3 separate regions of the Homo sapiens genome follow, and regions 1 and 2 are each linked to region 3. The links are chromatin loops, found by intact Hi-C in ENCODE. Cell type or tissue: endothelial cell of umbilical vein. All regions are shown on one strand.

Region 1 (2,500 bases), 200 kb before region 3:
ATATACACATATACGCATATGTGTACCCATATACATATATATACCTGTGTACCTATATATACACACACACACATATATATATCTATATACCTACATATATATACACACATATATATATACCTGGATCATTTTTTAAAATGCTCAACAGTACACACATGTAACAGCATTTCAGTCAATGGTGGACTGCATATTTGATGGTGGTCCCATAATATTATAACGGACCAGAAAAATTCCAATCACCTAGTGAAGTCATAGCACAATGCATTAATTACTCTTGTGTTTGTGGGCATGCTGGTGTAAACAAACCTACCATGCTGTCAGTCCCATAAACATATAGCATATATAGTTATATATTATACTTAATAATAACTATGTTGCTGGTTTATGTATTTATGTATTTTACCATTGTTTTAAAGAGTACTCCTCCTACTTATATACAAAAGTTAACTATAAAACAGCCTCAGGTAGGTCCCTCAGGAGGTATCTAGAAGAGGGCATTGTTCTCATAGGAGATGACAGCTCCATGCATGTTATTGCCCCAGAAGAGCTTCCAGTGGGACAAGATATGGAGGAGGAAGATAATGATACTGATGATCCTGTCCTTGTGTAAGCCTAGGCTAATGTGTGTTTGTGTCTTAGTTTCTAACAAAAATATTTAGAAAGTAAAAAAAAATTAAAAATAAAAGCTTATAGAATAAAGATATAGAGAAAATATTTTTGTGCAGCTGTATAATGTTAGTGTTTCAAGTTAAGTGTTATTACAAAAGAGCCAAAAAATTAAAAGAAAATTAAGAGTTGTATAAAGTAAAAAGTTACAGTAACCAAAATTAACTTATATCAAAGAAATAAAAATATTTATAAATTAAGTGTAGCCTAAGTGTACAGTGTTTATAAAGTCTATAGTAGTGTGTGGAAATGTCCCAGGCCTTCACATTGACTCACCACTCACTCACTGAGTCACCCAGAGCAACTTTCAGTCCTGTAAGCTGCATTCGTGGTCAGTGCCCCATACAGGTATATCATTTTTTATCTTTTATACTGTATTTTTAACTGTACCTTTTCTATGTTTAGATATACAAATACTTAACCATTGTGTTATGATTGCCCACAATAGTCAGTAGAATAACATGCTGTACAGGTTTGTAGGCTAGGAGCAATAGGCTATACCATCTAGGTTTGTGTAAGTACACTCTAACATGTCTGCACAATGATGAAATTGCCTAATGACACATTTCTCAGAACTTAGAATAAGCAATGCACAACTCTGTGTCAATTTGCCTCTAAAAACCCAGCTGTTTATACTCTTAAAATATTGTTACTATAGCTGTCAGTATCACACTCCAATCTAAGTGAATGTCACAATGAAAAACATTGAGTCATTTTACTATAACGGAAATGAAGATGTAATTTCCTGAATTTAACAGTCAATTTAGGCTACATAGTGAAATATTTTCAAGCTACTTTGAAAACATTAACCATTAAAAACTAATATTCATGGGTAGCATTCACTAAGATGCATCAGGTTTGTTATTTATGATATATCTCTCAAAAACATTTTTAATTCCAAATATAATTAAAACCAAATACAGTTTTCTAATATAAGTAATTTCATGGGGATTATATTCCTGATTAAGGACTAGATGAAAACATTGTCAATTTATACTGTGCTCGATGCACTGAATGGAGGAAAATGTTCCAGCGTGTATATAAGCGAAATTAGGTAGTAGGATATCTTTAGGAATCATGGTGACTAGGTAATACTCAACTGTATAATTTTTATAATTCTTGTATACACATATGTATTTTTAATTAAAACATATCCAACAGTAGAAGAAGTACTTAGTAACAATCTTAACAACAAAATAATTTCTTTAGGTGGACTTTCAAAAGGCCTTTTAGGAGACTTTTAATAAATCTTAAATGTGTTTAGGAAGCTAAATAAGTGATTTTGGCCATATTTTTTGTTTACTATAAATTTCTCTTTATCAGGCATTGGCATTAGATGTAAAGTTGCTCATATTTAAAAGTAAACATTTGCTTTCTGAGTCATTATTTCTTCAGCAACTGTAGTTGTTTTTATGGTTGTTAAGAGAAATATAAATTTGCAAGTCATAGAAGGGGAAAGAAACCATTTGTCACCTATAAAAGAGAAATACAGCCACTTAGAGTTTGTAGAGTAAAAATACACATATACACACACAAACAACTGAGTAGATTTTCAAAGCCATTATTTAGTGATTTCTCTTTGAGGTCTCTTTCTCCCTCGTTCCATCTCTCTTACTTCTGCCCTGCTTAGCTTTAAGGTTATCTTTTCTCTGTCTCTTATGGTAATAATACCCGGAGAAGAGCATTGCTGCCAGTCTCCTGGGAACTAGGAACCCAGAGGAGGGCTGTAGGCAAAGTGTAATACCAGAAGGTGGGGAGCAAGTTTCTGGGGGAAATCATCTGAGAAGCACACCAGGAAGTGCTGCTGGAATGTTTGGGGAAGACCAGTCAGCCC
Region 2 (2,500 bases), 86 kb before region 3:
AGAGCTTCTGAGGCTTTTCTATGACTAAAAGAGCAATTCTTTTATTGACTACCATAAACATTAGATTTACTAAAAGGAAAAGGTGTTTTAAATTGAACCACCCCTCTAATTTATTCATCTTAGTTCTGAAAACATGTAGGTAAGAGTTAATCATGTTACTGAATCTAATTTAAAAAGTGAGAGGGAAAGTACTGAATATTTTTCCTCTTTGAAATTACATGTTGTTTGCAATATTAGCCTGCCTGTATTTTTCATGTAAACCTTTTGTACATTGAAAACAAATTCAAAATAAAGAACGTTTGTTTTCAGGCTCAGACCTTAAGAACTGATGGTCTTTTCTTTTACTTCTACACAAAAGTCTAAGCAGTTCTGAAGAAACACTACAGTGACATTGGGTCATTGCTAAAAAAAAAAAAAAAAAAAAAAAAAAAGGTTCACAAACTATCAACATTTTAACAATCTAATAGTTGATTGTTGTTTCCCAAATTGGTGATTTTGAATGATTATTTTATGTAGAATGGAACTGTGTCTTTTTCTTCATTCATGCAACAAACATTTCCTGATGGATACCAAGCAACGGTGACAGGTAAGCATGCCATCCTAGATCAGTGTTATATAACTCCCAAGCTTCAGTGAAGGCCTCATTTTTGTTATTACAAACTGCCTCTCTGGGACCTCATGAAGGTACTATTCCTGTTTCGGGAATAGGTCTATCCATCCTTGTCTTTTTGTTTCCTGTCTTGATTCTACAATCTCCCCTTTGGCCATTACCATCTCAAAATCCTGCTTCCCAAGGTAATCCGTCTAGCTTTTCTAATCTTCTGGCTTCCCATTACTCATTTCAATTCCTTCTTCTGGCTCCCTGTTGCTTTCCTAACCAATTTCAATTACTTATCCTTATCTTGAAGGCCATTCACCACTCTGCCCTGCTGACGTGTTTTTCTTATCACCCAAGATTCCTCCCCCGGCTCACACTTCTGCATGCAAGCACGTTCCCAAAGTATGAAAATGCTTTGGATTTATATCATGCTGTTGCCTTGAAGAGTTTTATTCTCTTCCTCATATCTTCTCAGAGAAGAAAGTAATTTGGCTGTGGTTCAAAATTCACCAAGGCAGTAAAATCTTGTGTTTTGTACACAACTTCCTTTCTAATGACCTCTCCCTTTCTTCACCTCACATTGGGCATTCACTCATAACTATTTAAGGGCCTTCTCTTAGGCGGCTGCCCTGTTTTCAGGTTGTGCCCTATGTGGTCACAAGTGGCTATTCTTAATAAATCATAGAATCGTAGAATTTAAGTACTGACAGGGATTTCCTATATATAAGAATCCAACTTCCTACTCTGCAGAAATCCATCTCAGAACATTCTCAATGCTTAAAATTGCCTTTTCGGGAGAGAACATCAACTCGTAAGACAAGCTCTTTCCTTGTTGCCTAGGACTCATTTTTAGAAAAATATTCTTTGTAATGAATTGTTTCCCTGCCACTTCCTCCCTTTGGTATGAGGCATGTTGCCAGAAAGATACAAAATAATTCTAATAATCTTTCTTAGCCTTGATAATGCAAGAGAATACAGCAATAATTTCCTCCATTAAACCTTATTTTTTTTTTTTTTTGAGGTTAGATGCCTAAATTACTTCAAGGATTCTTCTTGTGGAAGCATTTTTGAGAATTTTCTTGTCTTTCTGCACCTCTGATTTGGTAACTTGACCAGCAGACTTCACAAGAAGCTTGCTGTCAGTGTTAGTCCAAACACAACCTATCAGTTAGTGTGTTTAGTCATTAATATTTAAGAGTGTTTTCATAACCTTTAAATTAATAATTAGTCATCTTTATTCTTTAATGACTACAGAAGCTCACATTCATAGTATTTTGGTAACTAAGGTATCCATAGGCTCAAAAACTCTTCAAAATTATTGTGTAATGAAAATGTTAACCATATTTAAGAGAGTGACTTGGAAAAAGGCCTTGTTTTTCAATCTCATATTTTGAAGAACTATTGAGATGTCACTGAATAGTATTTTTAGAATTTTTGAATTGCTCACACATGAGCACTTGGGGAATTGGTCAGTGAATATATCTCCTGAGCACTTTGTTCCTTGAAATTATCAAATCCTTCTTGGAATTTCTTTTTCTCTCTCTCGTGATGTGTGGGTGGGACTGGGACATTACCAACACAATTAGAACTTCATTTCTTTTTCTTCTTAGTGAAATTTATTTTCTAAAAGGTTTGTGTGTTTCACTCTATTAGCAGTTCTGGAATCATCCAAGAGTCTAAGTAGATGTAGCAGAGCTCTTATGGAAACTCTGGATATATACATAATCACACAGAGAATTTGTATTTAATTTTAGAGTTACATGTACCACTGGAATCACATTCATATTTCTATTACAGTGTAGTGATTCTGGGTTAAGAATCACTGATTTAGTTCTACCTCATTTTACATATACCTTTTCCTGCAAAGATATATAAAAATAAAATCATATGAATAAGTTATGT
Region 3 (2,500 bases):
GAATAGTGTTTTGAAATAGCATTTTTCTATCCCTGCAGATAGGAAAACTAGAAAACAAAGAATAAGTAACTTCCCCAAGCTCACATGACTTGTAAGTGGCAGAGCTGGGATTTGAACCCAAGCCCCTCTGAAGCTAAAGCCTGTAGAGTACATGCTCCCTTCCTCCACATCACACTGCCCCTGCTTGTTCACACTCAATGTGAGAATCCACTTCTCAAGTTTGTCTTGCTTATTCCAACCTGTTTTGCAATGAATCTCTTTCAACAGCTCTATAGTTCCTGGCACTCACTTGGCATCCATCATTTTCTATGTTGTCATGTTTGGTATCTTTTCATGTATGTAATGTGCATCTCTTCTTAGGAGTAAGACCAGAACTTTTCTGCTCTGCAGTTTTCTCCCTGTGAGGGATGGTGAAACTTGGTGGCTAAGAGCATGGTTTATACAGACAGACTTCTTAGGTTTATATTCTGGCTCTCCTCTGTACTTGCTGTATCAGCTAGGGCTGATGTCTTCACTTTTTTATGATTCCATTTCTACCTCTGTACAATAAGGCAAATATGAATACTTACCTCAGAGTGTTGTTGTGAAGATGGAATGAATTAATGGCCATAAAGCACTTACAGCTGTGTCTGGTACATAGTGACCACTCACTAATGGTCACTTATAATTCCTTCACAACCTGTAAGGGTCCTTTCCACCCAGGTGATGTCCCTATGTCTCAACTGAATGACTGGTTAGGGATATCTTTCCATGGGCTACTGTGGCTGCAGATAATTGCATTCTTATTTGAGAGTTATGTTAACTAGTGTGGGCTTTTATTTGCTTCTCTCTTTCTATCAATGAGTCCTGCTGCTTCAACCCTGGGTTAACTGAAATTTGAAACCTTTTTCTACTCAAATTCCTTTGATGCTGAAATTCCTCTGCGGTCACAGCTAAGCACTTTGTGTGGTAACCTTCTCTTCTGTCCTCAGGCCTGCTGAGATCATCTGCTCAGCAGCATGTCTGACACCTGTTGCCACCTCACCCAGCCACTTCCTTGGTGACCTGGCAATGCCCAGAGGGGCCCTGCCAGCTTGGAGCCCTGTGGCAATGCTGTTTGATTCAGCAAACTGATAGCCTTCTGACATCCTTTCTTCATTTTAGCAGCCAAATCACATGCACCTTAATATTTATCAATAGCTAAGCAACACCGGAAGGAAGTGAGACAGAGCCTCTGGGCTAGTCACTATCTCTGATTTTACAGAATGGTTAAGCCAGGTGTAAAATATCTCACAATAACATGCCCTGTTGTCCTGAGGATTCAATTCCACCGAGATATAATTACCATATGAGGAAGTGAGAAATAGGGTTTCTTTCTAATACACAGAAAATAGAAAATAAGATGCTTTTCTTGGCCACTGTTATCAGTTTCCTGTTAAGGTTCTGCTTTGTTTAAAACAGTCCTGTTTTGCTTAAAAACAAACTCTAAGGAATTTTTCTAAAACATGACTCAACCTAACTAGGTATATATACTGTACTTTAAAGTGAACATATTTGAAATAATTGTGAGTGACAAAGAGACGGAAAAACATAGATTTTGAAACTAGCATTATTCTAATGATTTTTATCCCAGTGGTTTATTTGGAAATGAATTTCCATTCACAACATCTTCATTTGTCTTCTAATTTTCATGCAATTTGAAAGGGTTAGTTTCCTTACCCACAGGATCATCCTGGTCAAATCTCAAAAGATTGGCTAGGGCATTCTGATTTTACAGGCAAATTTATATTTTGCCGTTTCAGGAAATAATTCCTTCATGGTTATCTTTTATAAAGAGCTTATTTGTATAATATATACACATAGTATATATCAAATAAAAGATCTGGTGTTATAAACATAAGAATAAGCAATTTCCCTTTTGTGATAGGAATATGAAATTCCTTCTGGTAGAGGACGTTTAAGAGCATGTCCAAAGAATGGCTAATCAATGAATTCTCTCATTTTGTAAGGAGACACTTAGATGCATTTCTGAAAAAAACAAAACAAAACAAAACAAAACAAAAAACACTTTGGGCTTTCTCTGTATTCTTCAAGCATTTCTAAACATTTATTGACATATGCAGTAGAGAAAAACTGGTATCAGGAGGAAGGCAGTAAGTAGCCAGCAGTCACAAGGTACAAAGAATAAAATGCATGCAAACATGTACAGTATTCACTTTCAGGAGTTAATCTACATTTTATTTAATTTTTTTTTTTTTTTTTGACAGCGTTTCACTCTTGTTGCCCAGGCTGGAGTGCAGTGGTGCGATCTCAGCTCACTGCAACATCTGCCTCCCGGGTTCAAGCAATTCTCCGGCCTCAGCCTCCCAAATAGCTGGGATTACAGGCATATGCCACCATGCCTGGCTAATTTTTTTGAATTTTTAGTAGAGACGGGTTTTTGCCATGTTGGTCAGGCTGGTCTCAAACTCCTGACCACAGGTGATCTGCCTGCCTCGGCTGCCCAAAGTGCTGGAATTAC

The links. A loop is a pair of places that touch in the nucleus more often than their neighbours do. Peaks named below come from ENCODE experiments on the same cell type or tissue, not always from the same donor. Only the 100,000 strongest peaks of a DNase experiment are listed, where the experiment ranks them.
Region 1: it touches region 3 in a loop (6-fold over the local background); 1 of 110 quality-filtered maps calls a loop at or near these places.
Region 2: a loop joins it to region 3, with 5 times the contacts of the local background. A loop is called at or near these places in 1 of 110 quality-filtered maps.

Annotation. Positions count from the first base shown.
Region 1 is chr5:59,759,720-59,762,219 of GRCh38, reverse strand. All of the region lies in intron 1 of PDE4D (phosphodiesterase 4D), which reads left to right. Among named protein-coding and RNA genes, the nearest start is that of MIR582, 57 kb to the right of the region's middle. In endothelial cell of umbilical vein, no CTCF peak of the experiment used is centred here; DNase peaks (open chromatin) are centred at 989, 1,329 and 2,099; H3K27ac peaks cover 2,354 bases.
Region 2 is chr5:59,647,837-59,650,336 of GRCh38, reverse strand. All of the region lies in intron 1 of PDE4D (phosphodiesterase 4D), which reads left to right. Among named protein-coding and RNA genes, the nearest start is that of MIR582, 55 kb to the left of the region's middle. In endothelial cell of umbilical vein, no CTCF peak of the experiment used is centred here; a DNase peak (open chromatin) is centred at 1,046; H3K27ac peaks cover 1,484 bases.
Region 3 is chr5:59,561,672-59,564,171 of GRCh38, reverse strand. The region is part of intron 1 of PDE4D (phosphodiesterase 4D); the gene reads left to right. It overlaps LOC107986347 (a long non-coding RNA gene), which reads left to right. Exons shown (of 2, transcript XR_001742409.2): 1 at 1-2,500. Among named protein-coding and RNA genes, the nearest start is that of MIR582, 140 kb to the left of the region's middle. RefSeq lists an enhancer at 624-1,274. In endothelial cell of umbilical vein, no CTCF peak of the experiment used is centred here; a DNase peak (open chromatin) is centred at 1,251; H3K27ac peaks cover 2,073 bases.